2 separate regions of the Homo sapiens genome follow, and region 1 is linked to region 2. A link is a contact called in ENCODE Hi-C or POLR2A ChIA-PET data. All regions are on one chromosome and are shown on one strand. Each heading gives the region's core, a stretch centred on a gene start or an enhancer-like site at or near the end of the contact. The rest is flanking DNA. Distances are from core to core; before and after follow the strand shown. Region 1 holds the start of COMMD4 (COMM domain containing 4). Region 2 holds the start of C15orf39 (chromosome 15 open reading frame 39).

Region 1 (2,700 bases), core at 50-2,549, 130 kb before region 2:
CTCAGCCTCCCAAAGTGCTGGGATTACAGGCGTGAGCCACGGCGCCTGGCCAGTGGCTTGCTATCCTTTAAGTGACACATCAGACCAGCCCTTCTTTTTTTAAAAAATAAAAAAATAAGACAGAGTCTCCCTCTGTTGCCCAGGCTGGAGTGCCATGGCCATGCTGGTCTCGAACTCCTGACCTCAGGTGATCCACCCTCTTCACTCTCCCAAAGTGCTAGGATTACAGGCATGAGCCACCGCACCCAGCCAGAACAGCCTTTCTTGATTATACTTCTTAAAATAGCCCCTCACACAAGGAAATTATGGAGGCCAGTGGATACGTTCATTATCTTGATTGTGGTGATCCAAGAGCCAGGAAGATTTGTTCTCTACTTGTCCAGCCTCATCTTTCCCTAACCTGCAGATGATACTCTCCCAGCTATGGGAAATGCATCCATTCCTGGGGAGCCATACTCTCTCTAACCTGAAGTCTCTGCACATGCTGTTCCCTGTCTGAAGACACACGTCTCCCACCCTTGCCTCCCTACCCCTGGTACACAAACTGTACTTCAGCCAGCCAGCTCCTGCCATCCATCCGCCTTTAAGTTTGATGGCATCCTTAGGAAGCCCCCTTAGCACTACACACAAGGCGCAGTTAGGTCTCTGCCCCTGGAGCCTTAGCTATGACTCCAATTCAAGCCTCCGATTTCCCCTTCCCTTGGCAGCTCAAGTCCTCCCAGTGCCTAGCACACTTCATGGTATAGACCAGGCGCTTAGAACGTACGGATGGATGGATTGGATGGATGGATGGATAAGTCTCAACCCCAAAACTACTACTTTCTGGCTCTGGAAAGAGCGGAGGGGCTTCCTAACAGTGTGGAAGAGTGAGCCTGATTCTAAGCACCTTCTTGTACAAGCCCCACGGCAGGGCTGGGGAAGGGGGTATCCTTGGGAGGTCCTCTTGGGGATGGGGAAGACCTGAAAGGACTCCCAGCTCCAGACAAGCCCTAGTTCCTGCCCCGGGAGGCAGGGGCCCTTCCTTCCGCCAGGGAAGCACCGGGACTCTAAGCCGGCCGGCCTGCTCTGTCTTACCCGCCCCGTACCCCCGCCCCCGTCTCGGGAGCGGGAGAGTGGTGGACTTTTCCCTACCAGACTCACAGCCCTCACGCCCGCACACACTGTGTTTGCGGAGAGGCCAGTACAACCTCCCCCAGTTTCCGGAGCCACTTGGCGCCCCCTCATTCCCGCTCCAGCAGCCCAAGCCTCGCTTCGCCCCTAGTGCCTCACCATCGCGCCAAGAAGCCAGGGCCCGGGAATTTCTTTTTCCGGTCCCGCAGGGTCAGCTGAGTCGACGATCACGTGACTTGGACTAACTGCCTCTGGGAGGGCGGGGCCTGCTCGAGTGAGGCCGGGAGCGGACCGCAGCCCGCTGGAGGTGCAGGGGGCGAAATGCTGGCGTCTCCTCCTCCGTCTCCCAGAATCCTTCCCTGGAAAAAACTGGCGCCAACCGCCAGTTTAACTGAGGACCGAATTAAGACATTAGGAAAGACAGTGGAAGTTATTTCATTTGTTTAACTTAAGGGGGTAGGATCCCGGGAGCCAGGGTGTTTCAGGTCATTGACACGTTTTCCACTGTTAAGCGAATAGCATTATTCACAGCTGCGGGCTGTGGCAAAAGACATTTTAAAAACTATTGACGTCTACTACACATACAGAAAATTGTACCTATTATAAAGCTTAATAAGTTTTCATCAACTGTACACCTCACATAACCAGCACCCAGGTAAGGAAATAAACCAGATAACTTCTTCAAGTGCATGGGTATTTTATTTCATTTTGATGAATCATCTAGGTGCCTAGCAAAAAGGGCTGTCATAATTACTTGCTCAGGAAAACTCCCTACAGCTTCAACATCAATAGATGCTTATCTTAATTTTTGCCAGTCTGATGGGGAAGAAAAATCGGTTGCTTAGGTTGCAGTGGTAGTCTGATTACTGGTAGCTCTGAGCTAATGGGTAGTCTAGAACAACTAAGTTTCCGACATTGACTTGAAGAGGCAAAAACAAAAAGACAAAACAACAAGAAAAATACATTTGAGAATAGACTAATAACCAGAGACAAAATTGAATACAGTCGTCCTTTGGTAACCTCAGGATGTTGGTTCCAGGACCCCAGAGATACCAAAATTCACAGATACTCAAGTCCCTGATATAATATGGCATAGTATTTGCAAATAACCTGTGCACATCCTTCCGTATACTTTAAATCATCTCTAGATTACTATAATACCTAATACAACGTAAATGCTTTGTAAATAGCTGTTATAAAGTTTTTTAATTTTTTTTTTTGAGACGGAGTCTTGCTCTGTTGCCCAGGCTGGAGTGCAGTGGCGCGATCTCCACTCGCTGCCAGCTCTGCCACCCGGGTTCACGCCATTCTCCTGCCTCAGCCTCCCGAGTAGCTGGGACTACAGGCGCCCGCCACTGCACCCGACCTGTGTTTTTTTATTGTTTTACTTTTTCCAAATATTTTCGATGCACAGTTGGTTAAATCCAAGGATCCAGAACCTCAGGATACAGAGGGCTGACTGTAGTTTGAGCTCTCTCCTCAATTCCATGCCTATCCCATGCAACAGGTGCAGCTGGTTTTATTGTTGCAGGCTTTCAGGTTTTTAAAAGACAGAGCCCATGACAATTAAACTGCACTATAAAATAGAAA
Region 2 (2,700 bases), core at 54-2,553:
TGGCCGATGGCAAAGACCAGGAAGAAGAGCGCGATTCCTGCCCAATTGTGGCCAGCATCTGGATTCTCCCGGAGGGCTGGATCGGGCCTCGCCGAGTGTTCTCCCATCTCCCACCTTCCCTACCTGAGGCTCTGGGCTCTCCAGACGCTACAACCCAACCTGGGGCAGCCCAAAGTCTCCAGTGGAGGGGAAAGCGAACGGGATCGGTCTCTATCCCCTTTCCCCTACCCGCCCTGAACATAACTCGGGTGCCTAGGGCCCACAGCCGATTTCGCTTAGAGGCTGCCGCCGCACCCGACCTGGCGGGCTTCCGGGTGTCCCCAAGCCCCTCCCGGCGGCGCCGAGACGCACGTGCATCCAGCAGGCTGACACACAGGCCGCCGCCACGCATGCAAACCCGTGCCTGCACGTACGTGCATGGCCCACATCTGCACACACGCCATTCCAGAACTGCGCTCTCCCCTCGCTCGGGCCCCGGGCATACGTGTGCACGCAGGCAGGCCCGCGCACCCAGCCCCACACCGACGCCCGCGGACCGGCGGGAGGTCCCGGAACAGGGGCGGCCCGGCGACAGGGTCCGGGCAGCCTCCGCCTCAGGGCGATCCTGCCAGCCTGGGCTGAGGCCAGAGGGGTGAGTCAAGAGGTGGCGAGAAAACCGCAGGGCCGTCCCATCCCAGCAGGGCGCGTCCAGGGCCCCGCGGTGCCTCAGCGCCCGGCGCCCCCAGGCCCAGCCCTCCAGTGCCCCCTTGTCCCCATACCTCCTCCTCAACGCCATCCCCCAGCAATCCACGTGACAGGGTCCTGCGGGAGGCCGGAGGGCTCGGCCTGAGTTCCTTCTCGCCAGATTAGGCGCCTGTTCTCCGCCGGAGACCCAGAGCGCTACCAGGTCCCGGGAGCCTCGAAGTCCGGGGAAAGTCGGAGCAGCAGCGCCACCCCTGCCCCGCAGCCCGTTCGCGGGGGGCCGGCGGCAGCCAGAAGCCGCAGCCCCTCGGCCCAGGCGCGGCTCCCTCAGTCCCCGGGCCGGCCGGTAGGGGCGCCCTGGGGCAGCGCCACCCGCCCCTTCTCCACGCGCCGCCCGCAAACTCGGCCCAAGTTTCCGCGCCCGCCGAGCGGGCGAGCTCCTACCTGCAGAGCGCCAGGACTCCCGCCGCCGCTACCCCAGGCGGCCTCCGCGTCCGCATCCTCCAGCGTCTCTCAGGCCGCGGGTCCTAGTCCGACCGGGCCCTGCGCGGGAAGTCGCAGTGAGCACCAAGCCCGGAGCAACCCTCCTAGCTGCCGTTCGCGCCGCCGCTGGGCGCCGTCTGCGGTCCCGGGCGGGGCGGGCTGGGGGCGGGGCGGGGGCGGGGCGACTCGCAGGGTTGGGGAAGAGCCCGGCCCCGCCTCTGGGAGCCTGCGCTCCTGTGGGCAGCGGGTGCGGAGGGCCCGCGTGGGGCCAGCTCGCTAGGAGCGGGCTGCGGGCGCTGTGCACCGCCCGTAACCGCCACGCTCCACGAACCAGTGCCCGGCGGGCCCGTCACGCGCCCTCAGTCGCTCCCTTAGATCGTTCATTCACTGCCACTTGCTGCGATGTGACCTTGCGCCTGCCGCTTGACCTCGCTGAGCTTCAGTTTCCTTATTTGCAAAAGTGGAATTCTGTCTTCCTCATAGCGGTGGCGGTGTAAGCTTGGAAAAGGGTGTTTGCAAATATCTGGCACACAGTAGGTGCCGGCATTCCCCTGTCCAGCACTAGTGTATTAGGGGGCTGGAGAAGGGCTCCTTGATCTGTCCCCTCATTTCGTTGTAGTCAATGAGGGCAATTTCCAGACTCCTGCTAGGGCACGGCAACTGTCTGAGGAAGCGGCAATCTCCCCATCCCTGGAAGGGCCGGGAATGAGGGTGCTGGGGGATTTGCAAAGTAGCCTGGGTGAGGCTCCCTCCATGAGGCAGACCGGCGCGCAGCCTGTGAGGCGGGTGGAGTGGAGCACGCCCAGCCAGGAATGGTGTGTTGCAAAGAGAGGCTGGAGGGGGGAAGGGGTGCCTCTCCCTGGACCATCTGACTGTGGATGAGAGCCCCTCAGTGCTGCTACTTTATCTGAAGGAATCTGGTCCGTCAAAGCTCCTGGGCTGCCCGAGGACTGGGAACAGGTGTGTGCAGTGGGGAAGGGGAGGGCAGGTGGACATGCCAAAGGTCAGAGTCAGTTCAGGAAGCAAAACTATCCCCTCAGATCCCAAAGGTAAGTTCTGCCTGAGTCAGAGCAGAGCAGGCCTGAGGCTGCAGGTTCCAAGAATCACCAAGCAGCTGGAGCAGCTGGAGCTGAGGAGGAGGGGCTGGGCGCTGCAGGTAGGAAGAGGAAGTGAGGTCACCTGGGGAGCGGGGGCGGGAGGTGGGGGGAGAGTGTCACTTCATTTAGAGCTGGAAGGACCTTAGAAATAGAGTCGGGAACCATATAGGGAGAGACACTCAGAGAGGGTTGGGGCTTTCCCCAGGTCACTCAGCAGGCTGGGACAAAATCCCAGATCTCCTGGCTCCCAGCCTGGGGCCCTTCCTGCAGCCACACCTTAGCGTCAGGAAAATACATCTGCGCGCGGACAGCTAGGGGTCACACCAAACATCATACCCTTAACCCCAGCCTGCAGCCCCGTGGGTCACAGGCTATTCACTGCTCTTGCCCCTTACCAACTCTGCTCGCCCCTCCTCCTCCAGCACCGCGCCGGCGACCC

The links. A loop is a pair of places that touch in the nucleus more often than their neighbours do. ChIA-PET counts read pairs that join two places held with the same protein, here RNA polymerase II (POLR2A). Pooled maps may share reads with other maps.
Region 1: a map of dorsolateral prefrontal cortex shows a loop between it and region 2 (3-fold over the local background). The contact joins the promoter of COMMD4 here to the promoter of C15orf39 in region 2. A Hi-C loop is called at or near these places in 4 of 168 maps with a recorded cell type or tissue (B cell, dorsolateral prefrontal cortex, heart left ventricle and 1 more) and 9 of 50 pooled maps. POLR2A ChIA-PET finds 5 or more read pairs at or near these places in 2 of 52 experiments (Panc1 and naive thymus-derived CD4-positive, alpha-beta T cell).

What each region holds. Positions count from the first base shown.
Region 1 is chr15:75,334,662-75,337,361 of GRCh38, reverse strand. COMMD4 (COMM domain containing 4) reads right to left here and starts at 1,299. Exons shown (of 8, transcript NM_017828.5): 1 at 1,270-1,299. The coding sequence starts at 1,272. RefSeq lists enhancers at 906-1,075, 1,416-1,465.
Region 2 is chr15:75,200,485-75,203,184 of GRCh38, reverse strand. C15orf39 (chromosome 15 open reading frame 39) reads right to left here and starts at 1,303. Exons shown (of 3, transcript NM_015492.5): 1 at 1,126-1,303. RefSeq lists silencers at 167-216, 337-1,496 and an enhancer at 978-1,700.